2 separate regions of the Mus musculus genome follow, and region 2 is linked to region 1. Evidence: chromatin loops called from intact Hi-C (ENCODE). Cell type or tissue: left cerebral cortex. All regions are shown on one strand. Links, peaks and the distances in the headings refer to the core of each region. The heading gives the core; the rest is flanking DNA.

Evidence for each region. Hi-C counts contacts between places; a loop is a spot of excess contacts. Peaks named below come from ENCODE experiments on the same cell type or tissue, not always from the same donor. Only the 100,000 strongest peaks of a DNase experiment are listed, where the experiment ranks them.
Region 2: a loop joins it to region 1, with 6 times the contacts of the local background. A loop is called at or near these places in 29 of 42 quality-filtered maps.

What each region holds. Positions count from the first base shown.
Region 1 is chr4:35,153,333-35,168,233 of GRCm38, reverse strand. It overlaps Mob3b (MOB kinase activator 3B), which reads left to right and starts at 10,750. Exons shown (of 4, transcript NM_178061.5): 1 at 10,750-10,982. Ifnk (interferon kappa) reads right to left here. Exons shown (of 2, transcript NM_199157.2): 2 at 14,215-14,447. The coding sequence ends at 14,416. In left cerebral cortex, for the core only: CTCF peaks have their summits at 10,726 (motif pointing right) and 12,526 (motif pointing right); DNase peaks (open chromatin) are centred at 10,744, 11,919 and 12,524; H3K4me3 peaks cover 1,821 bases; H3K27ac peaks cover 1,441 bases.
Region 2 is chr4:34,949,109-34,965,570 of GRCm38, reverse strand. Mob3b (MOB kinase activator 3B) reads left to right here. Exons shown (of 4, transcript NM_178061.5): 4 at 11,524-16,462. The coding sequence ends at 11,553. Among named protein-coding and RNA genes, the nearest start is that of Gm33620, 35 kb to the left of the region's middle. In left cerebral cortex, for the core only: CTCF peaks have their summits at 4,565, 7,027 (motif pointing left) and 9,637 (motif pointing left); DNase peaks (open chromatin) are centred at 4,542 and 7,041.

The DNA of each region.
Region 1 (14,901 bases), core at 6,902-14,901:
CCCAAGCTGCTTGTGGTCCTGGTGTTCCATCAGAGCAGCAGAAACCAGACTCGGCCCCCACAGTCAGACCATGTTGGAGAGGCAGGATCTATTTACCACCCGCGCAGTGCCAGCAGAATCACTGAGTATAGCCTGGACTGAGCTCCAAAACAGAGCTCTTTTGGAACAATGGATGGACTCAGCACATTCATTTGCTATCAAACAAAGCCTGGCTGTGTCACCCTGGTCCCATGTGCCCTCTTCAGAGATGTAGCCTGGGCTTTAGGGGAAAAGAAGCAAGAAATGTCACACCAGGATGGCTCACACTAGGTGTTTGGGACCAATAAAAAGTTCTGACCTGCTGGGCGTGGTGGCACACACCTTTAATCCCAGCACTCAGGAGGCAGAGGCAGGTGGATTTCTGAGTTGGAGGACAGACTGGTCTACAAAGTGAGTTCCAGGACAGTCAGGACTATACAGAGAAACCCTGTCTTGAAAAAACAAAATAAAAAAAAGAAGTTCTGAGCTGTTTAAGTATGCTATGGTCTGAACCTGGGTCCTCTGGAAGAACAGCAAGTGTTCTTAACTGCTGAGCCATCTCTCCAGCCCCTTGTGTCTTCGTTAGTCAGTTAATTACTTCAACACAGGGTCTGTCCCTTGGTTACTCTAAAGTTAATTAATATAAAAGTATAATTGAAAGTTTTCAAAAATTTTAATTACATTTTTACTCACACAAGCACTCATGCACGTGTTCAATACTGTGGTACGCATGTGGAGCTCCAAGGACAAGTCGCAGGAGTTGGTTCTCTCCTTTTTATCATATGGGTTCCACATCATCAGGCCATCAGACGGGGGGCAAGTGCCAGCATCTACTGAACCATCTCACTGACCCTAACTGAAAGTCTTTTAGATAAAGAAGTAAATTAAAAGTAAAATAAAGGGCTGATGAGATGGCTCAGTGGGTAAAGTACTGACTGCTCTTCCGAAGGTCCTGAGTTCAAATTCCAGCAACCACATAGTGGCTTACAATCACCCATAATGAGATCTGACGCCCTCTTCTGGTGTGTCTGAAGACAGCAACAGAGTATTTACTTATAATAATAAATAAATCTTTGTGCCTGAGCAAGCAGAGGTCCTAAATTCAGTTCCCAACAACCACATGAAGGCTCATGTCCATCTATACAGCTACAGTGTACTCACTTATAAAATAAATCTTTTTTTTTTTTTTTTTCGAGACAGGGTTTCTCTGTATAGCCCTGGCTGTCCTGGAACTCACTTTGTAGACCAGGCTGGCCTCGAACTCAGAAATCCACCTGCCTCTGCCTCCCAAGTGCTGGGATTAAAGGCGTGCACCACCATACCCGGCTCATAAATCTTTTAAAAAGTAAAATAAAATTACCTATTTCTATCTCTTGAAAAAACTTTTATCAATATGATATACATATTTGTCCTTTTCTGTGTAGTAACAATGTAGCATTTTTAAATATCAAAACTGGGATCCTACAATATATACTGCTTAATAATATGCATTTTCTTCTTTTTTTTTTTTTTTTTTTTTTTTTTTTTTTAAGATTTATTTATTGATTATATGTAAGTACACTGTAGCTGTCTTCAGACACTCCAGAAGAGGGAGTCAGATTTCGTTACGGATGGTTGTGAGCCACCATGTGGTTGCTGGGATTTGAACTCCGGACCTTCGGAAGAGCAGTCGGGTGCTCTTACACATTGAGCCATCTCACCAGCCCCCTGCATTTTCTTCTTAACTGTCAGGTCACTAGGTTTTTATTCAGCTTTTTGTTTGTTTGTGTTTTTCTGTTCGTTTTGTTTTGTTTTAGGTATTTTGTACGTTTAGTTTAAGATATACTGGTTGGTTTTGTGAGTGTGTGTGTGTGTAATATTTGTTGTGCCCACAGATCCCCTGGAACTATAGCTATAGGCAGTTCTGAGCTCTCTATGTATGCTATGATCTGATCTTAGGTCCTCTGGAGGAACAGCAAGTATTACTAACTGCTGAGTCATCTCTCCAGTCCCTTGTGTTTGTGTTAGTTAGTTATTAACTAATTACTTCAACACAGGGTCTGCCTTAGTTACTTTAGTCACTGTGACCAAAAATCCCTGACATGGACAGCCTAAGTAGGGAGTGGTTGGTGTGGGCTGGGGAGACATGGGACAGTGACTCTGTGCCGAGAGGAGTGTGCTGTGGCATCAGAGCTCAGTGAACAGGAAGCAGAGAAAGCAGGCCAGAACTCAGAACAAGTATAACCCAGCCCGGGGACAAACTTCTGCAAACGAGGCCCCATGTCTTAGGGATTCCACAACCTCCCCCAATAACACTGTCTAGGGACTAGGTGATCAAATACCCTATCCTAAGAGAGATATTGTACACTCAAAGCATACCAGAATCTCACTGTGTTGCATAGGCTGGTCTCAGATTCCTGGGTTCTAGTAGTGCTTCTACCAGAAGTATATGCCTCACACGTGATTGGTCGTGGGTTTTAAAGCTACTTTGTGTTCCATTGTCAAGCTATATTAAGTATATTTGATCAAGCCTCTGGTGGGAGAAATTAATTCATCTGCTGGTTAAGTGTAGTCAGGCAAACACTTTGTATGAGCAAACAAACATTTAGCAATTAGACAAGAACCAGAGTGTTTCTGAAGAAATGAACTGATCCATTTAGATGGTATTGCTCAAGAGTCCTTGGCTCAGCTCAATGATTCTGTTGATTGGGCTCAACACAATTCAGCTAAGCTACTTGTGACGGAAGAAGGCAAGAGTAAAGGAAGTAAGTACCAGGGTGTTCCTTCAAGAATCAACTAAGGAATGGGGAAGATCTGTAAAAGAGGCGTGACTGGCAAACAAGCCTCTCCAAGGAAGGAGTTTTTAAAGGAAGATTACACCATACCCCTATGCCATTAACTAAGAAGACTGGATGAACTGTCTGCAGCCTTGAGTTGGGGAAGCAATGGAGTAGGAATTGGAATAGTAAGGGAGGAAGGTATGCAGGTGACAGCCATGATTACTGGCTAACAGGGACATAGAGAACCCACTCACAAAGCAAGAAAAGGGCCTGGATTAGGAACCTGGAGATCTGGGTCCAGTGTCACTAACAAGCTGTTAGAACCCTGCCGGTGGCTGATGTGTCATAGCAACCATTTCCTTGGGTGTGTGTGACTAAATATCCCTTTCAATCCTGGGACCCTCACAGCAAGCATGCTTTCTCTTGGGCTTCTGGCACTAATACAGTCTGAGCAGCCGTGCTGAGTAACTTTAATGAGAAGATGAGTAGCCTTTGCTGGAAAACAGAAAAGAAATGGGAAAAAGAAAGGTGCGGGGGGAGGAAGATGTGATTCTATTCAACTAATGATGCATTATGTAGATGTCAAAAATTATCATAGGAATAAGACAGCGAAAACAGGAACAGAAAGAGGAGAGAAGAGGAAGGAAAGAAAGAGAGAAGGTTAGAAGTTGTCTCTTCAGAGATTACTGAATATTTGGGCAGTTAGAATTAGAACAAAATCAACTGAAAGTTTCCCAAGAATATTTTCTAAAAGATTTTCCCCCTCAGAGAAGTTTTTCAGGGCCATTAATACCCAAAGCAAGTTTCATTCCTGAACTCAGAACACTATCCATGTGGAAATCCCATACTTACTCAACCCAAGGGGCTTTCTCAATGGTGAGGCATCTTCCTGTGAGGAACCTGATGCTGGACAGTGGGTCAAATCTAGTTGAAATCTCAAGAAAATATGGGGCTTGCGTAGATGGGACAGCTGGAAGGAGGAGATAGGGCAATCCTAGCATATTCCATCTCTTGCCTTAACCATGGTGTGAAAGAGAAGATCTTATTTATTTTTTTATTCCAGGACAGCAGAGGGAGGTTTGGAGAAGTCCCAGTCCATCAAAAGCCACCGTCCTTCTGACAGCAGAGAAGGAGACTTCCTTTATTCCTTCCCACAGGCCTTGGCTTACAGGAGAGCTGAGAACCAGCAAGGCTTTGCTGATTGCCATACAAGGTGGATGAGAGAAAATGGCTGAGTTGTTGGTAGTGGCTGTGTGCATTGACCACAAAAGCAGTAAGGCTGTGTTTATCAAGTTGAGAAAGCATATTTGAGACCCTCACAATTTTCCTACTTGGAGGATTAGGGAGCGTTATGTTTAGTTAGATGTATACACAGTATAACCACTGCTTCTCTTTCTCCCTATTTTCTATATTAATTGGTTTGAGAGCATGGCTTCCCAAATCCATTGAGCATATGGTAGTCTGATTGTCCCTTTTGTGTAAGGTGGTAAGAATGTGGACTCTAGAAATATATTTGGAGAACTAGGCTAAGCTGTCTTTAGCTGTGACTAGTTCTCTGGGCGAACATCATTCCTTGTATTTTTATCTCAGTCATGTGCTTGACAAGAAAACCCCTCTCCATTATTCTAGGCACTGAGATAGACCACCAGTGTACCACTGAGAAAAGCATCGGGCTTGTATCTTAGGAAAAGTCACCCACTAAAGAGTCAAAATCTTTTCAAAAAAGAAAAACAAGGAGTCTAGTGGGGATATTCAAAGTAGCATGGAACAGGAAAACAGATTCTAAGAGCACTAGGCAGTCTTTTTCAATGAAATTATTTGAAACCTAGCTTTGGAAGCGCATTCACACTATCATGTAGAATGGAAGGATGTTTACCTACCTATATGCTTCCTCAGTGCACCACTTTAGCAGCTGTCTTGGCTGTGGGTCCCACAGGTTTGCCTAGCTCCCAACTCTGACCTGTCTCTGCTTGATTACATTTCTGGAAATTTGATTGGTGTAATTCGGAGTTTACAGAAAATTACTGCAGATCTGGTGTCGTATTTTTAAATGTTAACAAAGCTGCTGGCAGAAAACATGCTTTTGGTAATATACAATAGGTCCTTTTAAGTCACTTCATGTTTGAATCACCATCACTTCCACGCTTAGGAGAAGCCATGCACACTTATTTCTGTGACCCAGCATTTGCCATAAACTCTGTCCTCACAGATGCTCCCATAAAACAGAGATTGATCGCGTGAGCCCTGTGATTGGTCAAGGGTCTTGAAAACAGAGAGAATGACAATAAGGAGTGGGTGTGGCCTTGCCGTTGAAAATGTGCTAGATCTGTGAACTCTCTTTGCTTGAGCTAAAATTCTTGAGAAGACTTGCTGTTTATTATCTACTCCCTGGAACGATTATAGTTAGTATACTCGGAACACAGCAATGCTGAATAATCAAATTCTAAGCAAACGGATAGATGATATGTATGGCTGTTGAAGCAGTTTGACCACTGGTCCATTCTAGTCAGCGATGAAACAAGCTTGCTCTTTCCTTTTCTGTGCATCATCTGACTGTTAGGAGGTTGCCATAGTGACACTTTCCCAATACCTTTTGCTTTTTGAGGGGACGCTAAAAGGAAGCCATTTGGTAATAGAAACTTTCTCAGATTTTACTCACACACCATTGAAGTGGTACAAGCCTGTCATTCGCATTAAAAATGTGTAAGTTGGAAATGACAGAGATGACCGTGTGCTGACTGGGACAAAGCAATTGAACTTTATCAACCTGTACCAAACTATTGGAAAATGTTCCCTTTTTGTCATGAGTTGCAGAAGATGGCATCCCAAGAGACATCGAAGCTTCTGGATTCAGTGTGACTCAGATATGGATCAGAGCATCTTACCTTCATGAGGGACTACATGTGTGAGAACTGTGCTGAGAAGACCAGCTGGTGGAAAGTCTTGAGCACTTATCAAGTGGTAGGCACTTGCTGAGCATGTTATGTGCATCTCTGATACATCCATACAGCTACCTACATGATTATCCCAATTTACAACCTCAGGTCACCGAGACTCAGCCAGGGCCAACTCACAACTCTGAGTCTCTGGCTCTGGAAGGTGAACTCTTAGTTGCCACACCATTGTGTCTCTCTTTGAATCTTTTAAATGGAATGAACCTGGTCCCTCTCCTTTCCTTGGAAGACCTTACAGTTAAGATTCATGAGTCCTCTCCCTGTATCAAAATCATTGGTTATATTCCAGGCAAACCTATAGAGAACTCTTTGAAGCAACCCCCAAACTGGCCATGTGGTAAATTCAGACATATATGCATTTGTGGCATCATCACGTGTTAAGACACAGGGAGCAACTACAGGCATAAGACCGGGACTCAGCATTCCAGCCTTGCTACTTGTGCAGTCTCAGGCAAGTTATGTCCTCCATGAAAAGGAAACGATAGAACTCAGGCTTGTTATTCTAGCTTGCCTTCTGTGTTGCTGTGATAAATGCCATGACCAAAATCAACTTGGAGAGGAAGGGAGTCATACTTCCAGATCACAGTCTATCACTGAAGGAAGTTAGGCAGGATCAAGCAGGAACTAAAGAAGAAGCCATGGAGGAATGATGCTTACTAGCTCGTTTCTTGACTCATGCACATCTAGCTTTCTTATATGGCTCAGACCCACCTACCTAGGAATGGTGCTGCCCATAGTGGACAGTGTCTTCCCACATCAAATACCAGTCAAGATTGTTTCTCACAGACATGGTCACGGGCCAATCTGATCCAGACAATATTGTAATTTCTTCCCAGTGACTCCAGGTTGTGTCAAGTGGACAATAAAAACCAAAACCAAAACCAAAACCAAAAACACTTGTTCAAAGGTTACTGCCAATAGTTGCTCTTTTCAAACCTTATACATCTAAGATATACCAACCATGAGTTATGGGCTGAAAATCGCCCCTTTAAAATGTCAAGAATAGAGGCTGGAACAATGCTTTGGTGGTAAAATGTATTGGCTGCTGTTCCAGGAGGTTGAGGTTCAACCCTCAGCACCCACATGGCAGCTCACAACTGTCCCAGGAGATCTGAAACATCTTTCTGTCCTCCAGAGCATCATATGTACACAGTGCACATATATACATATGGGCAAACACCCATAGACATAAAATTTTTAAAAATTGAAATTGATAACTAATCACTTTTAACAATATTTACCCAGCAAGTTGATGTTTTTCCCTTGTACTTCTTACTTCTGAGTTACAGCTTCAGATGAGTTTTTAGCAGGTGCTTCAGGTAACTTTTTCCCATTAACAACTGCTCCCAAAACTTGTGAACTCTCCTTTTGTCTTCAGTCTAACGATTGGTATTCCAATCCTTATCGTCTAGCTACACAACTAGAACTCTGTTGGAGATTGGTTCCAATGCTTTGATTCAATCAGGAATCTGTGTGTCCAAATGCTAAAGGTCCTTGCCCCCAATTGGCTTTTTCTCGACCAATAAAGATGCCAGTGGCCAATGGCTGGGCAAAGGGAGATGGGGAAGAACTCTTAGAGTTGTGTGGGCTAGGACACAGGGAGGAGACAGAGGAACCCCATGATGCTGGGAGAAATGGATCAGATTTAAAGTTACAAGAGATAAAGCCAACCAGCCATGGGTGATTTGGGGGATGTGGTCCACTGGGCCTAAGATAGCAGGCAGAGGATCAGAAGTGCCCAACCATTGAGCTAGACTGCACATAAAAATAAGCGTGCGTGTGCGTGTGTGTGTGTGTCTTTCACTTGAAGATCCAAAGATTCCCTGGGCAGCTAACTGGAAGGGCAACCCTCAGGGAGCACAAAGTGGTGTAGCTAAAATTACCGCTACAGAACTCCATAACTAGATTCAGTGCATGGTTCAGATTTTTCTGTCTTCCTCCATCTCTGCTTAATTCTAACCAGGCCTACCATTTCCATGCTCAGCTCAACAGTCCCACCCCTAAGATCTGCACAATTGTGTCCATTCTATTCAACTCTCGTGTTCCAAGCTCCATACAGAGCTATGATTATCCCCACTCCCATCTTAACACTTCTCATACTCTTTGTGTTCTCTTGTCATTTTTTTGTTTGTTTGTTTGTTGAGACAGGGTTTCTGTGTGTAGCCCTGGCTGTCCTGAAACTCACTCTGTAGACCAGGCTGGCCTTGAACTCAGAAATCCACCTGCCTCTGCCTCCCAAGTGCTGAGACTAAAGGTGTGCGCCACCACTGCCCAACTTCTCTTGTCATTCTTATTCGATGAAAACACCATAAGGACAAGATCCAGGGATTCCCATTGCCCCATGATAGCAGCAGGGAGATGTGAGGGTTACAACATTAGCTTAAGTCACACTGCCATGATTGTCTATACTGTCTTCTAAATCTTGATCTCGAGCAAGTGAGATCATTTAAAAACCTATCCTAGCTAATGTGTACTTAGCATAGAGATATCTGTGAAAATGGAACGAAATATTTCATGTAAAGTGCTTAGCAAATGCTTGCCACCTTTTTCCATTCATGGTAGAGATTAGATATTACAGTGTTAGCAGTCAGTAATCTTTGCACTGATTAACTTAGCAGGTATTTATTGGGTTGTGTTAGTCCGCTTGGGCTGCCATATCAAAATACCATAGACCAAGTGGCTGAAACAAACACCCCAGGATCTCACTTTTGGAGGCTGGGATATGGAAGGCAGCAAGCTTGTTTCCTCGTGAGGGGCCTCTTCAAGGCTTGCAGATGGCTGCCTTCTTGCTGTACCCTTGCTCAGTGGAGAAAACATTCTCTTGCTCTCTCCGCTCCTCACCACTTCCTCTTCTGCGCTGTAATCCTCCCCTTGGTCTTCCTTTCTCTGCCACTAATCCCATATTAGAGCCTTACCAGTCCTCCTTCAGACTCCTTCAGTCTTCAAAGCCTTACCTCTAAATACCTCCACTTGAGAGTTAGGACTTCAACATAGGAATATTGAGGGGCAGAGCTCAGTCCATATTAAGGACCTGCATATTAAGTGAATAGTCTAGGTAAACAGCAATGAACAAGATAGACAAAAGTCCTTGTTTACATTTCTTCTACTAAGATCAAGTAAATTAGCATTTATAGACACAAGAGTGCCCACTAATTACATAGTATATGTTTATAACCTGTGACTAGATCATATTACATGCTAAAGGGGAATTCAGTTGCAGATGGTACTGAGTTTGCTAAATAGCTGACCTTCACATGGAGAGAGAAACCTGGCTGGACCATGGCCATCACATAAGATTATACTGGGGTTTTTTTGTTTTATTGTGTTTAATTTATTATGAGTGTTCATGTGCCCACATGCGTTTATGTGCACCGTGTGCATTCAGGTGCCTGTGGAGGAGACGAGGGATGTTTGATCTGCTGAAACTAGAGTTATGGGTGACTGCGAGCTGCTGGCAGCGGATAATGGAACCAACTTAGGATCCTCTGGAAAAGCAGCAAGTGCTCTTAACTATTATACCACCTCTCCAGCTCTGCTCATTTTGTCTTCAGCTGTTTTAACTTTAAGTTTGGCTATTTCCCCCATAGAACACTAATATAGGGAGTGAGCAAAAAGCAGTATTTGTGTGTGTGTGTGTGTGTGTGTGTCTTATGGTGATACATTTCATAGAGAAAACTGGAGTGGGGTATCTGAGAAGGGATGTCTTGGGGGGGATGAATGGGGTTGAAAGGGAGGCCTCTGAGGAAAGAAATGGAGGGAAAAGGGTAGTCTCTGAGCCATGATGTGACTGAACAGTTAAGAAGACTGTCCCAGGCAGGGAGCATAGCAAGTGCTAAGGCCCCGTAGCAGGAGTTTTCCAAGCATTTGTGTGAGCCAAGTAAGGCACCACATATAGAGAGACTTTTGTGATGGAAAGGCTAACAGGAGTCGAGTATGGAAATATATCTCCTAAATTTCACCTAATTTACTTTCATTCTTTCAAACGTGTAGCAGAAGTTACGGAATGTGATCGCTAATCAAGTCATTTGATACTACCCAGCCGGCACACATCAAGATGTTTATAGGAGAATAAAAGCAGGTTGACACATCCACCTCATTTTTTTTTCTTTCAGTTCATGTTTGAAGACTCCTCCCAAGAACTAAGAGTACGTCTCATAATTGGTTTACTCATAATCACCCGGCGAGGTAGTTACGACTTCCACGCATTTTTGTCATGGTTTAATGCTGCTTTCCAAGGTGTTTCAGGCAGTCCACGGCATTTTACAGCTGGCAGAACATTTTGGAGAAGCGTAAGTCATTTGGCCCTTTCTGGATGCCTTGGAAAAAGCTCTTGTGGACTTCAGTTGGGGTGTCTATGGCTGTGATAAAACAGCATGACCAGAAGCAACTGGAGGAGGCAAGGGCTTATGTGGTTTATGCACAGTCCGCCGCAAAGGGAAGTAAGAACAGGAACTCAAGGCAGTTACCTGGAATCAGGAACTGAAGCAGACGCCATGGAGGAATGCTGCTCGCTGGCTTGCTTCTCATGGGATTTTAACCTTCCACCTAGGGCCCTGCTGGCTTCCTTCTCACAGGCAACAGCTTCTGGGACAGGAGATAAAGAGTAAGCTCCTCCAGCCGGAGCAGCGATGCTTGTAGATCCACGCGAGGCGCTTTCTTATACCCACCAGCACTACCTGCCCAACGCTGGCACAACCCACAGTCATTAATCAAGAAAATGCTGGACAGACTTATTAATAGGGTATTTTATGAGGGGTTTTTTTTTTAAGTCAAAATTCCCTCCTAAATATATCAAGGTTGTGTCAAGTTGACAAAGACCAACCAGGACAGCAGCATCTTTTCTACTCTGACATCTTTCTACCTACATTGGGCAGCGGACCAAAGTTGAGAGACTTAGACTGCTCATTGTCTCAGGCTCTTGTGGAGATTAGAGGATCCTAAGGGCAACAGGACTCCTCTTGCCCCCGCGTAGCTGCCTTTCCAGAGAAGGCCACCAGGGGACTCCGCTCTGAGCCGGTGAGTTGCAGTGGCGCCCGGGCGAGCTGCGCGGCGCGCTGGGTGCATGTGGGGGCCGCACCAGAGCCGTGGTCGCTGCATCTGGAGTCACGCGTGCTGGTCAGAAACCCCTCGCGTGAATCTGCAAGCATCGCTGCTCTGGCTGGAGGAGCTCACTCTTTTTCTCCGGCTCCAGAAACTGCTGCCGGCGTGAAGGAAACCAGCAGGGCCCTAGGCAGAAGGTTAAAACCCCACGGTAAGAGATCCTTCCAAGAGTGGTGTGGAGGCGCAGTCGCAGCTTCCCGCTTCGGATTGTGTCCTGGAGGGCCGAGGTGCGGGGCACACCTAGGGAGGATCAGTCGTGCGGACCCCAGTCCTCACCCCTCCTCCGCGAGCTTCCGGGGTTGGAGTCTGGTTTAGGCAGTACGGGCTTCTTGGCTTTCCTCTGCCTCCGGGTACGCACTTCCCGGGCTGGAATGTGAGTCCAGTTCCCACCCAGGGGGTCTGTGGCTTTGATCTGAAATACACCCCCTCCCTCCCCCTAAAGGGTGCAGATCTCACCCGGGACCCATTCTGAATCTCAGATGCGGGTGGGGTGCGCGTCGGCCTGAAGCGGCGGGAAGAGAAACTTTTACAAAGTGCATCTAAACAGGGCAACGCTCCTGGATCCCAGAGCAGGCTCGGCGTGGGGCTGTGTAGGGAGGGCTACAGCGCAGTCTCGATTTGTCCTCCCTGGCTACCTATGCCTCATCAAGGGAGGTATTAAGAATAAGTAAATTTTGCTCAACTTTTGGACCAACAACTGTCAAACATCTGGGATCGTTGCTCCTCCCTTTTCTGCACCGGAGAAGGTGAAAACTAAACTTTCCCTTCATTTCTCCTCCCCACCACTGGACCCCCAGGATGGGGTTGTTAATGGTAAAGAGCGGTTCCCGCCTCCTGGAGCGTGGCAGAGGCTCTAGACCACTCAGATTTCTTCCAGCCCCCTTTCAGACCCTCTGCAAGTCTTCCCCGCAGAGACGGGGCGACAGAGCCATTCTCCTGTAACCCAGTGAATGGCCTTTTGTTTCTCTGCGGTTCCACTATTGTTGCGCCTCTTAACATCTGGTGGGGCTCCAGCGGGGAAGGAAGTCCCTTTCGCCGCTCGCGGGGCCTTTCACGCTGGCCTTTGCGCAGGCTCGAGTCCGGGATCCCCGCTGGGGAAGGACAGAGTTCGGGACCTGGCTAGGCCGCCCCACCCGGGGCTTGTGGTTAGAGGGCGGAGGGAAAGTTGTTCCTGAGCCCGCCTCCTAGGCTGCTTGTGGCCCAGGGCGCATTTCTCAGATCTTATCCCCAGCGAATCTGAAACGAGAGATTGGAGGCAAAGTTCTCGAAAGCTAGGAGATCTGCGAGAGGGTCCAAAGGACTTTCAGAGGCGAGCTAAACGCATATGGAGGGCCCACAACCCGGGCGATGGCCGGAGACAGGGCACCTCATCTCTACGGAAAGTTCAGGGGTGGCAAAATTTTAAGGGCAGGCAGGCCATTGACCACAAAAGAGTGGAGACTAAAGCTAACCTGGGAAGGCTAAAGACTTTGCCTGGAAATGGTGGTGTCGTGATTCGCTGTGAAATGTTCGTGGGCTTCTGACTTCACCTAAGGCTCCAAGTTTAAGACCCAAATTTTTCGCCGCGATGCAGAAAAAGCAAGCCATGACTACGCAGTCCAAATGGCAGATGCGGCCAGAGCACTGTTTTGGTTTTCATCTGCCCGAGAACAGGTGGCTTGGGGTAGCCCCTATTTCTCCAGAGGGGGGCGCCTGTTGGACTATAGCAGGTCGGGTTTCCTGGAATAAGTTAGGTGCTTGCTTCTAGAGCAGTTAGCCTGTGTGGGTTACTTATTAAACAATCTTGGCAAGAGTAAAGTCACCTTCCAAAGTCCGCAGCGACCGGAACTGTCACCTGAGGGTCGACTAGAGGAGGTTTGATGGTATACACCTGTTGGGACCTGTGCCTCTTGCCAGGTTTGTAAATGTTGCCTTTGCCAATTTTTCCTGTGGAATTGCCAACCTTGGACTGTCTAGGAGATGCGGAAACATCCTTCCCCCACCCACCCACCCCCAGTTCTGAGTTTTGGCACCCTTCCTCTCCCACTCAGGGGAGTAAGAGAGGCTTATATGAGACCTGTGACCTCTGCACCTCTCCACCACTCCACCCTTGCTCGGGATGGGGCCCTAGCGTGTTAAACAAGCACTCTTACATCCCAACCCATCTTCAGATAGTTATAAGTTCTGGGCTCTGCACAGGTCTAGTTTGCCCTTAAACCTTAAAGTACTTTGAGAGACTGTTAACTCAAGAGAGGATCTATAGAGAAACTTTCGCCGTGACTTCTAGATCTTGACGGTGGGGTTCTGAAAAGAAAAACGGCAAATTCTCTGGAGTGCTCAAGACACTCTAATGATAAGGGCCCACAAGTTCGGATTTCTTTGAAATTTAACAGTAGCAGCACAGTAACAAACGACCTGCTGAAGAAATACTGCTTGGGTTTTGTTTGCTCAAGGAGTACAAGAAGGCGTCATTAAAGTTAAAGTCAGGGCTTGGGCCAGCCAAGAAGGAAAACACAATCATTATAGAGGAAAATAAGGGTGTTCAATTTCGTTAATATATATATATTCAATCTTATCCAATCATTTCCGTGGAATACATTGTTTCTGGAGACACAGTAGAGTTGATACATTGTTACGATATTGAAGACTGTGATATTGTCCATAGTAAACACATGCCAGTGTATCAACTCCTCAGCAATGTATAAGAGAAGTTACACTCTACTCACTCTAAGTGTTATCATTGCTTTTCCAGTTCTGTGGTGTTAATAAGAGAGGAATGTTTTATTGTTGCCTTGCTTAGCACTTTTTAAAAATCAAGAGCGAGAATACACATTTTTATATTGTCCGTTAACATTTCTATGTTTATGTTCATTTTGGTGGGCTTGGTCTCTGATTATTTTATTTTAAGATGTACTCTATAAAAAGAATGTGATTGTGACTTCTGTCAAACTATCTATCCTGATTAGAAGATGTTTAGCTTTTATGGCCAGTTCTTTCTTCTCTTCTCCATGTCCTTCTTGAAGTTTTGGGAATCAATTTCAGGGCCTCAGACAGTCATCCATGTACCCGACCACTGAATTACACTCCCACCCCACTTTGCCAGTTCTCTTCCCTTGCACAGAGCAAACACAGGGCAGGGCAGGACAGCGCAGGGCAGCAGCTATAATTTATGAAAGTAACTGCTGACATCTCAGCAGGGCTGCATAGGGGTCAGGCAAAGGTGTCAGAGAAATGAATGGAAAACGCTGTGTCTGTTACTTTGCAGTCCATAGCCAGCCTCCCTCCCCACTGCCACAGTCCCAATCTAAAACAACCTTATTAATGAGCTTTATAAAAAATCAAATAGATTATATTCAGTCATTTTAGTGTCTGATTTTTTTTTTGCTAGTAACATAAACGCCATAATGTATAACTTTGGTTTTATTATAAGTTAACATTTCTGCTAACTTTTCCACTGAAGTTCATCTTTTGCTTAAGACTTTCTTTGACTGCACTGCCTTGAACCCTGAACTTGAAAAGTCTTGCATCTGAAGGTAGCATTAGCAGCATCCTGGTAATGGCTTTAGAATAAAGCGTTCTTGGAGACATTTGAGCAATTGCAGCTTCTATTTAAGTTCTTGCTTGAAGGTGGGTGATTCTGAAATATGATAGAGGAGGAGAAAGAAGGAGAAAATTCAGTTAGCTGAATAAAAACAGAAGCGTTAAGTAAATGATGTAGGTAATCTGCATTACAAAGTGACTTTAAGAAGATAAAAGTGGTTAAGGTACCAGGTATTATTACAGTGCCTAATTTACTTAAATGACATACATAGCTTTCCAACCAGGAAAACTGGACATGAATGTAGAATTCCACCACAGCATGTCTTTAGACCTTTACTTTAGGTGCACACACATAGAAAACCACCTGCTATGAGAGAGTGTCACTAATTTCTATGCCTTCCCCTAACCTCACTGCAGATCTGAGAATCCAGTCCAAGTGCCTTATGCATGTTAGACAAGTACAGCTACCACTGAGCTGCATCCGTAGCCTTTTCTATACCTTTAGCTATAGAAACCAAACAAAATGCTCCAGGCATGATCATGTGCTACAG
Region 2 (16,462 bases), core at 3,128-11,127, 200 kb after region 1:
GAACTCTGGTGATACCAGAGTACTGGTTACTCATTTTACTGCTGTGACAAAATACCAAACAAAGGTGACATAAGGAAAGACGTGTTCGTGGGCGCAGTCCATCGTATAGCAGAGTACGTCAACAGGGGTCCGAGGCAGCTGGGCACCCTGTAGTCACCTTCAGTGAGGAAGGAGTGTAATGAATGGAGCGCCTGCTGCACTGGTGTGCTTTTTATTCTGTCTAAGACCCCAACATGGGATGGTGCTCCTCACAGCTCAGGTGGGTCTTCCTACGAGAGTTAACCTAATCTGGATAATCTCTCAAAGGCATAGCCAGAAGCTAATCCACTCTAGATAAGTCTGACCTAATCTAGATCGTTTCTCACAGGCATGCTGCCCAGAGCCCCGTTTGTCTCCCACATGGTTCGACAACTTGTTTCGTTGGCATAGCAGCCATCACACCCTGGGACCCACGTTCTCCTGAAAGGAGGCATGCAGCCATGTGTTGATAACCCCACGGGTTCAGTACGAGGACTTCAGACATCCGCAGCTCTCCCTTTTCTGTCAATCAGTGTAAACCGAGGGCTGGTTGTGTTTACATAAAGCAACTTCTTTTTTTATGTTTGTAGAGCTTGGGGAAAGAAAAGCAGTTTGATTTTTGTATAGGTTATGAATAACTCTTCTCAGTGGGTGGCAGGAATATGTGTTTATCTGCCCATACTTAATGGCTGTATGGATTTGAGGGCCTGCATGTATGTGTCCATGCTCAGACCCACCTTTGCATAGAGGAAACACCCTCTGTCTAAGTAATGTGGGCGGCTAGGAACAAAATTAATCAAATAAATATTGTTCTTTCCGGTCAGGGAGCTCTGGCCCGCTACATTGCTATTTTTACTTCGTTTGGCTCATCCACCACCCACATCCCTAAAAGGCACCAAAAAGGACATTTTTTAATTCTTCTGCACTAGCTGGACCTCATCCATACTTATGAGGGTTTGGGGGGACTTTTTGTTTCGTTGTGTTTTGTTTTAAGTTTTATAGTCTGACTGCTCTCCTGCCTTATTCAACAATCTCAGACTTTGGAATGCTCCCGAGAGAGAGAGGGAAGCAGCCCTAGCTTCGAGGCTCTGGGGAGCAGTCCCACCCTGTGGCTAGCGCAGATGCAGTGTGGCCACTGAGTCAGGCTCTGCTGAGAGCACATGCTGATTGGAGATACAGAAGGCTGGATGCCTGGGGACGTAGCTGATGGACCCCTTGAGGAAGACAGACTTAAAGATTTCAGACTTGCTGTCCTGATGACCATGTACGTGACTATGCCAAGATGTTGACCCTCGGTTCCCTCTGCAGAGTGAGGAGACCACACACAGTGGCATCGTTCCAGAGGCCGCACAGTGCAGTGTCTGGCACACAGGGGAAGATAGATGTGCCCGGGGCGGACACGAGATGCTCGCTGTGTTGTTTTGCCATCACTCCTTCCTTCTGACCGCTGCTTCATTCGCCACCCACCAGTCTACCACGTGTTATCTGTGCAGATGTGTAGATAGACATTTGACATGCACAGTGACCGTCATCAGCTTCCTACTGACTTCTCCACCCCTCACCCCCTCCAAGTTCTCGTTAAATGGGCCCAGTTGCATTATAAAAATCTCATGCAAAATGTTTAGGCCCTATAATCTGGTATTACTTGCCGGTCAGTTTGGCCACAATTGAACAGAGTCTTCCTGGCAGAAAGCGTGCCTGTCTGAGGGCCAGGAGGAAGGTCCCTCAGCTTGGAGGGGAGAATGACATAAATTCATAAAAGAGTTTCTGACGTTCATCTCTCACGCCATTATCATGAAAACAGCCAGGTATGCCTCCCCCTGCACAGTGGACAAGCAAATTCCATGTGATGTGTTTACATAAAGATAAAGTGGCATAAGATATGTTCTATGGGGGGTGTGGTGAGTTGTGGAGGAGAAGGAGTGTCTCAGCAGGCCCATGCCAAGGCATCCCTTACCCCTGAGGGACCAGCCACACGATGGTGTGGTATAGAACAGAATTAATTCAGGGCATGGGGAGGGGAGTTAAGAGGGTAGTAGAGACAGAGAAAGACAGAGAGCGGGAGAGAGTAGAGAAGTAGAGGCCAGCCATGGCCACATGGAGAGAGAGAAGGGAATGGGGAGAGAGGGGGAGCAAGAGGGAACAAGAGAGTGTGGCACGAGAGAGAGGAGGGGCCAAGCAGCCCCTTTTAGAGTGGGTCAGGCCTACCTGGCTGTTGCCAGGCAACTGGGGTGGAGCTTAGACAGAATGCTAACACCATAGACTTGTTCAGAGCAGTGGAGTGGGAATTGCCAAGGGCTTTTGCCCAAGGACCAACATTATCTCCCCTGGTCGACATAGCTATTTGGATTCTAGAAAGTGACCAGAGAAATCCTCACCACAGGCAAGGGAGGCTAGCCTCCTTTGGAGAGCTGTGGTCCCTCCGCCAGGCCTCTGCCTGCATCAAGGCTGGATGGGAGTTGACTTGGCTCCTGCATCCACAGCAGCCCAGCTTTTCCGAAGTGGACTGGCTGGGAGATTGCTTAGGATATTTTATATTTTCCTTGTTTCCTTTACTTCTCCTCTTCCTTTTCCTGGGGATGTTACTACAGCCTGCAGCCTAACGTTGGACCTGGCCTTCCCTGACATCATCTCTACCCACCTGAGGGAGAGACAACTTCCAGGCCACATGGTTAGCAAATAGCCACTTAAACCCCTTCTCCTTCTTCAGCCCAGGAAACTCTTCTCTTTCCTAGGAGTTGCTTTTTCTGCCATCCAGGTGGAATAGAAGCTTCCAAGACACCTAAGCAGGGCGTGGATGACCTGGAGTGCTCTGGGCATCCGAGTAGTGAAGGTACAAGGGCAGGGACCAGGCCTCTCCCAGGCTGCTCTGGTGAGAGGAATGTAGACCGTGAGGTCCTTGAAGACCAAATGCACAGCTGCTAGTACATCAAAGCAAAGAGATAGAGAGGATGTGGGGACTACTCGTATGTCTCTTTGGGCCTCAACTGTGTCTCCCTTGCCAATGTTGCTACAGAAACCGGCAGGAGCTGGGGAGTAATGCCTCTTAATCTTGTGTGCACACTGGAACGGCCGCAATGTAGCATGTCAGAGCAAGGACTTCTGGGTCCGTGGAACTAAGTGAAAAATCTGTTCTGATTTTATAGCACCCAAACTCACATCTGTCTATTGTCCTTGGTGCTTTAACACCAGTGTCCGTATTGTTGTCCTGTGTCAGAAGCACCCTTCCCCCATCTGTAGGCAGGAATGATCTCCCTCAGGCTAGTATGGATGAGTTTGGTACCACAGCATCTCTTGCTCATGCCAACTAAGTACTCCTCCATTGGCATTGCCAGGTCAGGAGGGACTTGCATTGGCTATAGGTAAGAGATGAGGTCACAGAAGACTGCAGGTCTACTGAGTATAGAAGCCTGGCCCAAGGGGAGTGGGTGTGGCCAGGAGCCAGCTGCAGGGGGAAAGTGGGTCAGTCTGTGTGGGGACCTCACCTTGGCAGCTCTGGGCCATAAGGGCAGAAATGGGGTTCTCAGGATGGTCAGTGATTTTAATCCACATGCTTTGGGGATGGAGGAGGGCTAGCACATAATAAAAGAAACAAACTGGTATAATCTGGACACAAGAAATAGACCATCTGAGATGAAAGGCTATCTGGTCTACCCTCTAACCAGAGGCCCCGAGTTTGCCATCAGAATGGAACTCTTCCTGGTTATGGAGTTCCATTTTGTTTTGTTACTAAGACAGGTAACAAAACAAAATGGAAAACTATATTCCCTGATTGGCCCAGAACTCACTGTGTAAACCAGCCCAGCCTTGTGACCACACAGAGTTGCCCCTGCCTCTGCTGGGATTAAAAGAAGACGCTAGGATTAAAGGAGTGAGCCACCAATGCCTAGCCGGTTACATGGTTCTGCGTCGCCTACAGCAATTCAGCAGCAGCGTCTGCAGTGTGCTTCTGCCACAGCTCAGGCCCTTTCCCAGAACTGAAACTGAAGCTGAGGAGGACGGGGGCCACATAGGCACCAGGGGCTGGGGATCCAGCACACAACAGTCCCTGGGAAAAAAAAGCCACACAGCAGGTCCCTGTGCTTTTAACATTTCATGTCGTTTCTGTGACCTCAAGAGTGTGTGAGAGCGGCAGAGATGGGGTATCCACCCGTCCCAAGTTTGCTGACAGTGAGTTTTTCCCTTTGAATCAAGTCTAGCATTGCATTGTGGACTTCTAACACTACCCTGTTCCAAACCATGGAGGTTTTGATGGCTACGATGGGAGCGGGGGCATCTTCTCAGGTTATCCTTACCATTTCCAGACCTAGATGTTCTTACACAGAATCTTCCACACTGGCCTTCCTTTCTGCTCTCTGTTCTCGCCCCTTAGTTGGTTCCACTGTTGCTAATATATGTCTTCCTCCATCGTCCTTCTTGTTCCTTACAGTTAGCAGAATGTAATGGAATTAAAAGCAAATGGGAGGCCGGGGGTGTAAGATGCTGTTGCTCTTGTATCCCTGGAGCATTTTAAACACCACTGATGTCCTAAGCTGCATCTCCCCCAAGTGGAGTAATAGGAACAGCATAGGGTTTGCTCGCTTACTGTTAAAGCAACTCAGTCCGGATTGAAAGCCACTAAGAAGCTAAGTGAGCTTGGGCACGCGGCTTAGGTTCAGAGCCAGTCTAATCTAGGTTAAGTTTTGGGGGAGGTGGACGGGTGAAGAAGACACTAGACTGGTTACTGAGGAACTCTTCTACGAGTTTATTAGAAGAGTTATTGTAACCATGGACAGACAGACAGACAGAATAGCAAATGTGCAGCAGAGGTTCCAAGGAAAGCCGAGGCCCCAGCACTAGAGAAGGAAAGCATGGCAGGGTTCTCTAGAGAGATTCAGAACCCACAGGACAGAGGAGGGAGAGAGCCCCTTAGACTTTGGGAGAGGACACAGCGGGAGCTGCAGCCAAGCTCTGATTCCCAGGCAGGAGGCAGGGAAGTAAGGTGATAGGATGTAAACTAGCTTTGGACTCACAATGCCAGACAACTTCCAGACCGGGGGGGGGGGGGGGGTGGGGGGGGGTGGGGGGGGGGTGGCGGTGATGATGATGACAATGATGGTGATATTTAAATCATAGAACTCATAGGAATTTGATTGATGGATGTCAAAATCATCTCTGCGAGCTCTCCAACAGAAGCCATTTTCAGTTTTGAAAGCTGAGGTCAGACGAGGAATTGTGCAACTTATGCAAAGCTTGGGTTGTTTTCTCCACCCTGTACCATAGCTACAAAAACTGGCAAAAGTCATTAAGGCAGCTTTCCTAAAGTGAAATGTGACTTCTCCTGGGTGTTCAGTTCCAGTCCCCCTTCCATTGCTCTTTACGTTACTAGAGCTCTTTTTTTAAAAGCAAGAAATAATGTGAATATTAAAAGTATCCAAAAAAAATCAGAGACTATGTCAAGGACAAAAAATATCAGAAATTGAAAGCACAAAACTAAGCATAATTTAACTTACCCAGCTATAACTCACATTAGACATAAACTGTATTTATAGCTGCCTCAAATCATATATACTGTGTAAGACTTGGAAACATATCCTTCATTGCACAGCAATATACACCAAGGTATACACAATACGCAATTCAGATTGAGGCTGATTGTGTAATGAATTTCAGTGTTAGCAGAAAGCCAGGCAACGGGGACCCAGAATGGAGTGAATAACACTTTCGGAGAGTCACGTAAAGAGTGAGAATTTGCCAAGCACAGAAGAAATGGAGACATTTACTGGGTAGAATCAACAGCCAGGGAGAAACTCCAACACACCAGGCTTGTGGAAATCGGGAAGCTGGTCGGCCTGGCTGTCTGTAAGGTGCAGCCTGTGACCAGAGGGTGGTGGGACCCGCCCTGGCCAGCTTCCTCTCCCAGGCCGCAGACTGTGGAAGTTGGTGAAGGCTGTGGAGAATGAGTCTGACTGGGGTGGCAGATCCAAAGCCTGCCTTTATTTCTTCCATAGGAGTACCACTGAGAAAAATGTTTAATGTTCTAAGTTAGCATTATTACAAACCTGTTAGTAGGTTCCCCCTCCCCCTCATGTCCCCCATCCCCCTTGCTACTCCTGGTCCTCGCTTTACCTCCTCCCCCAGTCCCTTTCCTCCTCGTGGTCTCTCTTCTAGCCACTTGGACTTTATCCACATATATGTATGTGTTCGCGTGCGCGCACTCACACACAGACATTTATACATTACAGGCTAAGATCTGCATGTAGAGAGAGCATGTGGCTTTTGTCTTTCTTTTTTTTTTTTTTTTTTTAAGATTTATTTATTTATTTATTTATTTATTTATTTATTTATTTATTATATGTAAGTACACTGTAGCTGTCCTCAGACACTCCAGAAGAGGGAGTCAGATCTCGTTACAGATGGTTGTGAGCCACCATGTGGTTGCTGGGATTTGAACTCCTGACCTTCGGAAGAGCAGTCGGGTGCTCTTACCCACTGAGCCATCTCACCAGCCCGGCTTTTGTCTTTCTGACATCTTGTTTAATTACATCCCAGTCCATCCATCCATCTTCCTACAAACGTCATAATGCCATTTTTACAGCCGAATGAGATTCCATATAGGCTCTGTATTTCCATTCTCTCTTCGTGTGTTGGTGGACATCTGGGCTGGTTCCATTTCCTTGCTGTTGTGAATAGAGCAGCAATGGACATGGGTGAGCATACATGGTAAGGTAAGTGTATATGCCCAGGAGTGGAATAGCTGGGTCCTAAAATATTGAGATACTTTTCAGGCTAAGTATGCTGAGAATAGTCTCTTGTCAGACTTTTAAGAAATCTCCCCTGCAGAAAGCATCCTAAGCCTGCTTCAGGTTTGAGTAACCTGCCTTATACGTGCTGCGTTCCCAGTCCACTCTCTGAGAAAGACACTGAGCCTGCCGCCCCCCCCCCCCCCTTGAGGAAGGAATGGAGAAATGAATGTCTTTGGTTATGTTAGATTAGCCTTGAGGAGCACTATGTTTATGGCTGGAGACTATCTCTTTAAATGGTTTCATAGCGCCACCAAGTGGCAACGAAGTAGAATGCAGCCTTACAACCTTGGGGCTTCTGTGTGGGGGGGGGGGTGTGTGGGGTGTGTGTGTGTGTGTGTGTGTGTGTGTGTGTGTGTGTGTGTGTGTGTGTGTAAATTCACTCATCCTTACCCCAAAGGGCAGGCCTCCCAGGAATATCAAGGAAGCATGGCATATCAGGTTGCAATAAGACTAGGCACCTCCCCTCATGTTAAGGGTGTATAAGGCAACCCAGTCACAGGAAAAGAGGGCCCGTGCTTTTTAAAATTGAGTGTGAGTGCCTGGCATGCGTGCGAATGCCAGAGGACAACTTGAAGGAGTCAGTTCTCTCCTCGCACCAATGTGAGTCTAGAACGTAAGGTTTTTCAGGTGTGGCAGCAATCGCTTTAACCTGCTGAGCCATCTTGCCAGTCCACACCTATAGATCTGCAAAGGTTAGACCCAAGAATAATGTTCTTCAGTTTGTGAGCTGTCATTAAAACCCTATTTCCCTGTAGGAATTAGAGAGCTCAGAAACAGCTTTTCTTCTGCTCGTTGGGCTCACACTATGGTTCCGAAAGCCCCGTCCCATACTAACTCCTCAAAGCCTAACTCAAGGGCCTTGGATCTGTTCACTCTCTCTCCGCTCTTTTCAAAAAAAAAAAAAAAAACCTCTTCTGTGTTAAGCATACATACTCTAGGAAACATAACTGACTTAAAGCTTTTCTCTACGGCAACTAATCATTCCAACTGATATCAGTCTACTGAAGAAAGCAGTACCACTAGCATTCGAAAATTACCTGCAACCATCTATAATTAATGTATAAGTCAATGAATTTCCAAGTCATCATATCTACTGCTGGCCCAGTGGCTTTTGCGAGTCACTCCTCTCCCTCCAACCTCCTGCCTGGCCAGTACAGTGCACATTCATCTCTCCAGGTGTCAGCCCCGGTTGCAGGATGTTCCTGCAGTTCCCCAGGTAAGAGCAGAAGGGACCTCCTTGGCCTCTTACAACCCTGCTTAGGCTGCCATTCACCTCAAACAAACTGGTTTGGCTCCAAGACTAGAATTCTTCTGGTAGACAGTTGTGGCTCCCTCTCAGAGCTCTGTGTACATAATGACGCGGCCGCCCAAAGCACAGCACGTTCCGTGGGCTCTTCGCAGGGGCTCCTTCCCGTCTGTCTCAGAGCACTGATCATTGCAGATAGTCATGGAGTCAGCTATAAACCCGAAGTCATGTTTATCCTTGGAATTACCCTCTTCCTTTCCAATACACAATCTGCTGTCAGACGTTAACTCAGAATACGAGAACCTGCAGTTTTGATTTTCATGCCCTTGCTTGTTTATACCCCAGGCTAGCCTCAGCCTCCTAAATATTGGGATAACAGTTGTTGTACCACCATGCTGAGTTCACAAGAACCACTGGAGACTCTCGATGGGAAGAGCAGATTTCTCTTATGCTTGGAGTGGCTATTTCCTTTCCTCGCAGGAGGCGCATGGGTCTTTCTTTGCTGTTCACACCCTGCTATGGTCAGGAGCTCTCTGCTCCAGCATAGCAACACCCAATCCCTGAGCCAGTCTCACCTCTCTGCTGCCACAGCTCAGTCCCCTCTACCTCTAAAGCTCAGATCCATATCAGAGTGTGTATTAACAGAAAACTCTTCCTAGAAAACACTTCATGCCGGCGCGGAGTGACTGGTGTCGGGTTTGTGCTTCTGAACCACACAGGAAGGAATCAGAGAAGGGGGCTGAGGTGTATGGCATCCATGCATAGATCAGTGCATTTAACCTGCCCCTGAGCCACTCACTCACTCACACACTACACTGGACAGGTGAAGAGACTGAGAACCTGTGGCTTACTCGATTAAGCAAACATTTATTGAACCTGATTATCAGGCACTGGGGATACAAGGGCCAACGGCGGCCGGCACAGTCCATAGGATCTAACCTGGGATGCCCCAAAGAGCAGAAATGAAAGGCTTTTCTGTAGGCACAATGTCATTGTCCGCAGCGGAAAGTCTGCCCTTCTAGGCTGATTTCCCTATCCCACGACAATCCAGACACAGCACTGTAATGTTTAAGAATCTCCTGTCTCAAGTTTGTATAAACGATGCTCACCAGGTATTCTCTGCCTTGTCAGTGAAATCTGGAACGGCCAATAACTAGGCAATAGAAAGAATAGGGCGGGACTTCATCCAGCCAGGGGAGGAGGGAGAAGAAGAGAGGATTTGACGTGAGGCAGGAGTCCAGAAAGACATCAAAACAAAACGCACCACAAGCCCAGAGAGCCAGACCAATACAAAAATGCCAAGATCTCAGGGATTTGGGCTGTGAGGTAACCAGATTGGATTAGAGGATTAAAATGGAATTATAATACCTAGTTATTGTACTTTAAGTTGAAAATAAATCTTGGTCTCTCTGTGTTGTTATTGGGGACCTAGCCAGGATTAAAAAGAAAACAGCCGCTGTAATAATTTACTGCATATGTTTATATTAAAATTACCATCGGGGCTGGTGAGATGGCTCAGTGGGTAAGAGCACCCGACTGCTCTTCCGAAGGTCTGAAATTCAAATCCCAGCAACCACATGGTGGCTCACAACCATCTGTAACAAGATCTGACGCCCTCTTCTGGAGTGTCTGAAGACAGCTACAGTGTACTTACATATAATAAATAAATAAATCTTTAAAAAAATATATAAAAATAAATAAATAAATAAAATTACCATCATACCTTTGACTGGTGAAGAGGGGCTCTGCGGCTGTTAAAGGGGGAAGAAGGGGCTATCTCCCATATTGGAGTTAGAAAAGATGTCCCTGGGCTGGTGAGATGGCTCAATGGGTAAGAGCACCCGACTGCTCTTCCGAAGGTCCAGAATTCAAATCCCAGCAACCACATGGTGGCTCACAACCATCCGTAATGAGATCTGACACCCTTTCCTGGAGTGTCTGAAGACAGCTACAGTGTACTTACATATAATAATAAATAAATCTAAAAAAAAAAAAAAGAAAGAAAAGATGTCCCTGAAAACAGACATTTTACCTAAGTCATGATGCTCTTCGTGGGGGTGAACGGCAAGAGGCAGAAGTGAGATTGTAGCGTGTCTGAACCTCGCTTCAGTGTGCTTCAGGTCTTTGTTGGTAAATGCTTGCAGCGATGTTATTATTTCAGCACAGGATCCACTACATTTCTTCCTCCCTAAAGACCGTAGGTCCCTGAGAACATTGGGCCCATGTCCTAGTATGTCACACAGTAAGACAAGTAAATGACCACCAGGAGTTCGGCCATATTCAGCACGTGTACGCTGACTGTAACGCGGTATAAAGCTTCCTGTGTTTGGCACGGATTGGGAGAGTACCTAGATCACACACTGTGTTCTTTCTTTAACCTGCATAGACCAAAGCCCCCGGAGAGAGATGCAAGAAGTGTTCATTTCTTCCTGACACTCAGTGATTCTCAGTCTAGTGGGAACACCTCCTGCAACAAATCCACATGTCCTAATTCTTCCCAACCAGTCGCAACTGGGACAAAGCATTCAAGCATATTAGCCTATGGGAGCCATAATCATTAAAACTACCACACACCCAGAACCAGTACACCCCAACAAAGTCAAGTGTGCGCGGGGAAAAAGGCATGGCCGCCTCCACAGGAGGATATGAGGTCTTCCAGGCAAATGGATGTCATGTCTCAACTGGATAGATAAATGGTAGTTAGCCAGGGAAAGAGGGTAGAGATGGATTGGGTATGATTAAGCCAGCCTGTGCAGAGTCTCAAAGGAAGAGAAAGGATGGCCCGTTTGGGAGCCACACATTCCTGTAAGAGCCAGGAAGGTGATTGCAGGCCAGACTCGGCTGTTTCTCCATCTTCCCTAATTTCTCTTGGCTTATACATGATTACATCTTCCATTTTCCCCCATCTTTGATTGAAACTTAGTCAAATGGAAGATGTTTTCTAGTCTAAAAACAGCAGCCCAAACCCCTTATCATACCAGTTGGCAAGCGATACTTGGCTCTCCCCTCCCCGAGAGACAACTGCCGAGAGACAACTGGAAGGGGTGGGGATGAACACTGGAGGTCATTCTTCGTGGCCTCCTGAGAGGAGGGCTGTTATTTAATTCCAAGTGGCCAGTGGCTCCAGATCCTGTTCCCCCATCCCTGCCCCAAAGAAGCAAGTAGCCTGGATTCTTGGCAAGAGGGTAAAGTATTGTAAACGGTGTCTTAATTCAAGAGACAGTCGGTGGGAAGGAAAATGAGAGATGTGAGGGAGGAGGGAGGAGGAGGAGGAGGAGGAGGGAGAGGGAGGGAGGGAGGGAGGGGGAGAGAGAGAGAGAGAGAGAGAGAGAGAGAGAGAGAGAGAGAGAGAGAGAGAGAGAGAGAGAGAGACCAAATGGAACGCATTCTCATGGCGCAGGCAAACGTTCCCGGTGTTTCCACCATTTGCCTTGCTCATTGTCCCCTAACGGCCCTTTTCTCCTTGCTTTCCAGAAAGAGATGACAACCAGGATGTGTCACTAACACTCCGCCTCATCTTCTGGAAGAAAGGAACACTGTTCCCACCAGGAGGCCCCATGGGACAGAAAGTGGCCCACCGTGGCTGAAAGCGATCCTGACTTCCAGGAGCCGGAAAGCCCCACAAGGACCTCTGAAAGACATCTTTTACCCACTTCTCGTGCTCTTAACCCTCTAAGTGCTGCTAGCCAGGACCTGTGGGCCATGTAGACCACAGCATGAAGGACCAGCCTTAACCCCTTGGGCCGAGGACAGTGCAAGAGAGGCTGCTGCACTTCCGCCCACGTCACACTTCTGCCTGTGGCCTGCCCGCTAGGCTTTACTGGAATTCAGGTTTTGAGACTGGGGGGTTTGTTGTGGTGGTTCTTTTCCACGTCCGTCTTCTTAACTAACTTCTCTGTCACTTATTTTTTTGAAGTTCTAAGCAAACGTGGAGCTACCATATAGGCAGTACGTTCTCCTATCCCGTCTCTCCTCCACTCCCCGCAGGTCTCTGGGCCTATGGCTTAACCTTACATGGGGCTTGGAGCTGGGGAAAGCCTGCAGTTTCTCTGGAAGCATCCAAGCCGTTTCCCTCATGGGCAGTTTCACCAGGGACCACTTTCTTGATGGGCTACATGACCTGTACCCCAGACAGGCCATTCCCAGGCTACCCTTTGGGACGAGTCTAGATTTATTCTACAGGAAATAAAGCTGGTGTGTGATCTGTTTACCCTAGTCAGAATGTATTCTTTGTAGCCGCAGTCATTTCTAGATGCTTCCATTAAAGATATGCTTTCCCATTTCCCAGAAGAGAGGGAATAAAGTTTTTAAATGACCAGTAAGATCCTTGAGCCAGATTAGTGCAGTGTTTGTTCTTTATTAAGAGGTAGTGAGTCCTGGCTGATCCTACATATTATATTATGGGGGCTTCAGTGACAAGACAACAGACACTTGGTACATGTAGATTAAATATTTGTAGACTTCCCAACTGACCCCTCCATCCTATTCCCCCCTCTCTTCCCATTCTCCCCCTCCCCCTCCCCCATCTCTCTCCTGTTGTCCCTCCATCTCCTGTACTATATGACACAGAATGCATTTCTTTCCAGTGGGTGTGCTATAGTCAGTCACCAAGGCCTTCCTTCTCTCCGTTCAATCTGTCCCTTCCGACCGTCAAAATAACCATACTGTACTCTCTCCTGCCTTTGGAAGTTTTAGTAAATGAAATGTTGCCTTCTCTGATTCCTTCACAGAACTGTTTCTGACTGCTTGACTAAGAAGTACCCACACTTCCCGTGATATTTGATTTTAATAAAGTATCTGTTGGTGGAGGGAAGTAGACATGAATGTATTCTTACAGTTGATGTAATAACAAAAGATGACTAAATTAGTCTGATGTTATTTAGTGTACATAATGTGTTAAAGCCATTTGTGGCCACCACAAAAGCCCAGAAAACGTGACGTCTCTGTGTAAGTGAAGACATCGACTGTCTCGGAGATGCTGTCTTCTGTTGTTTTTTTTTTTTTTTTTGGGGGGGGGGGCGTTGTTTGGTTGGTTGGTTGGGTTTTTTTTTTTTTTTTGTTTCTCGAGACAGGATTTCTCTGTGTCCCATAGCTGTCCTGGAACTCACTTTGTAGACCAGGCTGGCCTCGAACTCAGAAATCCGCCTGCCTCTGCCTCCCGAGTGCTGGGATTAAAGGCGTGAGCCACCATCGCCCCACTCAGATGCTGTCTTCTGAAGACCAATGCTACTACTGCTATGTTGCTAGCTTGTTCCAACCTACAGGGACATTTTTCTTTTCTCTCTAAGTAACTTTTAGAGACCAAGATAGGCAATGGATTTTGGGGTTTTTTTGTTTTGGTTTGGTTTTGGTTTTTTTTTTGGGGGGGGGGGAGGTTGGTTTTTGGTTTTTGGTTTGTCAATATCACTTTGGGCTAAAAGCATTATCTGGCTGCCCTGAAGGTCCAGAGGAAAAAGAGCCTTGAATTCTTGATCCAGGCTATACATAATACCACACATGGGTGTGCAGGATGGTGGGGCTGAGAAACGGCAGACCATTCATTCCACGTGGTCTTGGCGTGTCTCTGCAGCTTTGGATCTTGCACAACTGCAGGACTCATGCAGTTGGAAGTAGAGTATCCGCCTGCCTTTCAGTGATGCTTAGTCAAGGAGGAAACTTGACTCTGAAGATATTTGTCATTTCTAAAGTTATTTTCTGTCAACTATTTGGGTATGTGAATGTGAAATTTCCATCTAGCTTAAAACATCCAGATTTTTTTTTTAAAATTCTTGGAATTATCTTCTTTGGCTTCTATTGCTAATTGCACTAATCAGCTCTTAGAGTAAAATCTGGCCACCTGTTCTGATTTTTAAAGTATGAGGTATTATAGAACTTTGGCAAATTCTAAAAATAAATCTTCACTAGCTGTCCATAAGCCTTTGGCCAGACCTGGTCTTCACACATCTGTAGTGCGAATGGAAGATTCTTGCAGCCTTGAGGACAGCTCCAGACCTGGTCCTGACTCCTAACCTTGTCCTTCCTCCTTCTCTACATTAGTCTTAACTTTGGAAAATGCAAAGTTGAAAGATTAGCACGAGCACCCTGTGCTTGAGTGCACCAAGTGTTAGCGCATCACCTCGGTTTCTTTCTTACTGTAAGCGAGCTCACTGCTGAACCATCAGAAAATAATAGTAATAAATTACATCATCATCATGTTTGAAAATGCTTTCTCATACCCTCCTGCTAGTAACCAGAACACCACCCTATCCGTCTTCAGTGTCACCAGCTACAGGACCCTGAGCATTAACAAAGGGCACATGGTTGGCAATCCGTGGTTCAAATTCAAACTCTGCCTCAAAAAGTTCTTTGTAGTTGATTTTCTTTTATAAAAAAAAAAAAAAAATCTACATGTAATCAAAAACTACACATTGCACTTACTTATCATGGTCTTCATTTCCATTCATGTATTATCCTCTCTCTCTCTCTCTCTCTCTCTCTCTCTCAATGTGTGTGGAGGGGGTCTGTCTTTCATGACTGGCATTACTAAACAATGCACACTAATTTGAATATGAAATGTGCCCACATTCTGAAAGATTACTATTATCATTATTTATTTGCATGCATACACACATTGTTTTTTCTTTCCCTTAGTGTCTTCTCATTTAGACACTTTATTCATTGAGCTCAGCTCATGTAAGATAATCTCTCTCTCTCTCTCTCTCTCTCTCTCTCTCTCTCTCTCTCTCTCTCTCTCTCTGGTTTTTCGAGACAGGGTTTCTTTGTTTACCTTAACTTTCACAGTTGGTTGTTTCTCTCCAAAAGAGATGATTAGGAATGAAATGGTTTGGTGGCTTTGGTTTTTGTTTTTTTTTTCCCCCCTGATAATTTTAAAGAAACTATATCCACAAGTCTGGGCACACCCTGAGATCACAAGCATATGTTTTTATCCTAATAGATACTGATATCAACCATCTCATAAGATATTCCAATCTGCCCTCTCAGGAAAAGATAGGAACTTGGGATGCATGCTGGAAACAGCATTAGTTTCCCTTCTGTTCCCACAAGCACCTCCTCCAGGTTCCCTTACCTCTGGCTTTGGGTTCCACCAGTGGAAATAATGAAAAGGAAAGATTAAATTACTGATCTAGAGTCTTTTTCTGCTTCCTCAGCTGTTGATCTTCTCTTCCCTGGATGTTTTTTTATTTCTTTTCTTAATTAGGAAGGACCTTCAGAGCTTCTTAACTTATTCTTCCTATCTCCCAACCATGCCAGCCACCTTCTAGGTAGAGCCTATTCTCCTTTTGTGGATATTCAGGCACAGAAGTTCTACAGAATCCTCTGTACGTCCCACTGAGACTTCACCACCTTTGAGACCCAACCCATCCAACCCAAGCCAAATAGTCCCTTTGAGCTCCAGCCTTTGTCTCATGCCATGTTATTTAGGAAGGTCCCGAGATGACACAGTGGTAGCACATGCTTAATAATGGCAGCTTCATTTGCACATTAGGGAAATATCTGAAGCCTAAACCAGCGGTCCTTCAGCCTTCCTTCAGAATCGCCCCAATTGTGTCATCTTCTCAGAAGTTTTCCCATTTCACCATTAAACGTTCCTCTTACTGAATTGGGAGCTCCATAGTTCTCCCTCTGTCTGTGTTACAGACTTTGCACACTGTGAACCTGATGAGTTATCTCAAACCTTCTCCAGACCCTGCTATGTTTTTTGCTAGTCTTGGCTGTAAGAGAAACCTTTGGATTTTCTTACCTATTTCAGTTGACCATATGGAAATCTTTGACTAGGTTATGTTGACCTTCCTAAGTTTCCTTCTTACTTTTGGGATTCGTTGAAATTTGATTTATTCCAGCCCACCATTTACCCAGTCCATTGTCACTGATGAAAGCACATTACTTCCAATAGTTCCTTAGCCTAAAGGACACCACACTAAGGAAAAGAAGCACAGCATATCTTCAAAAACTGGCAAAGGTATGATTTGGAGAATAGCGTCATTCTGGCTTTAAAGAAACTAGTGATTCCTGTCTAGAATTAGACAAACAAAGTATATTTTGGAAGTGATGATTTTTTTTCCTGGTTTTAAAAATGTTTATAAAAAAAGAACTTTTATAACAAGCTATTTTCCTCTGGACATATTAAATATGGGTAAAAGATTTTTCAATGATATGTAAAGGTTTATGTAACATAGAGGATGAGTCGTTTCTAATGAAGCAAGCTGTTTTCCTAGCTTCTCGTTTTCTGCTCTGAGTTTCCTTGTCTCTTCTTAAATACATCTGGAAAATGCTAACTATATTTTTGTGATTCCGCTTGTGATTCACTTGGGGGCTTGACTGTAAGAAAGCAGACTAACATAATTAAATCAATTAAAAGAGCTAGATAAATCTAAAGAATATTTATGAAATAAATTTCTGTGTGAGCTTAAGA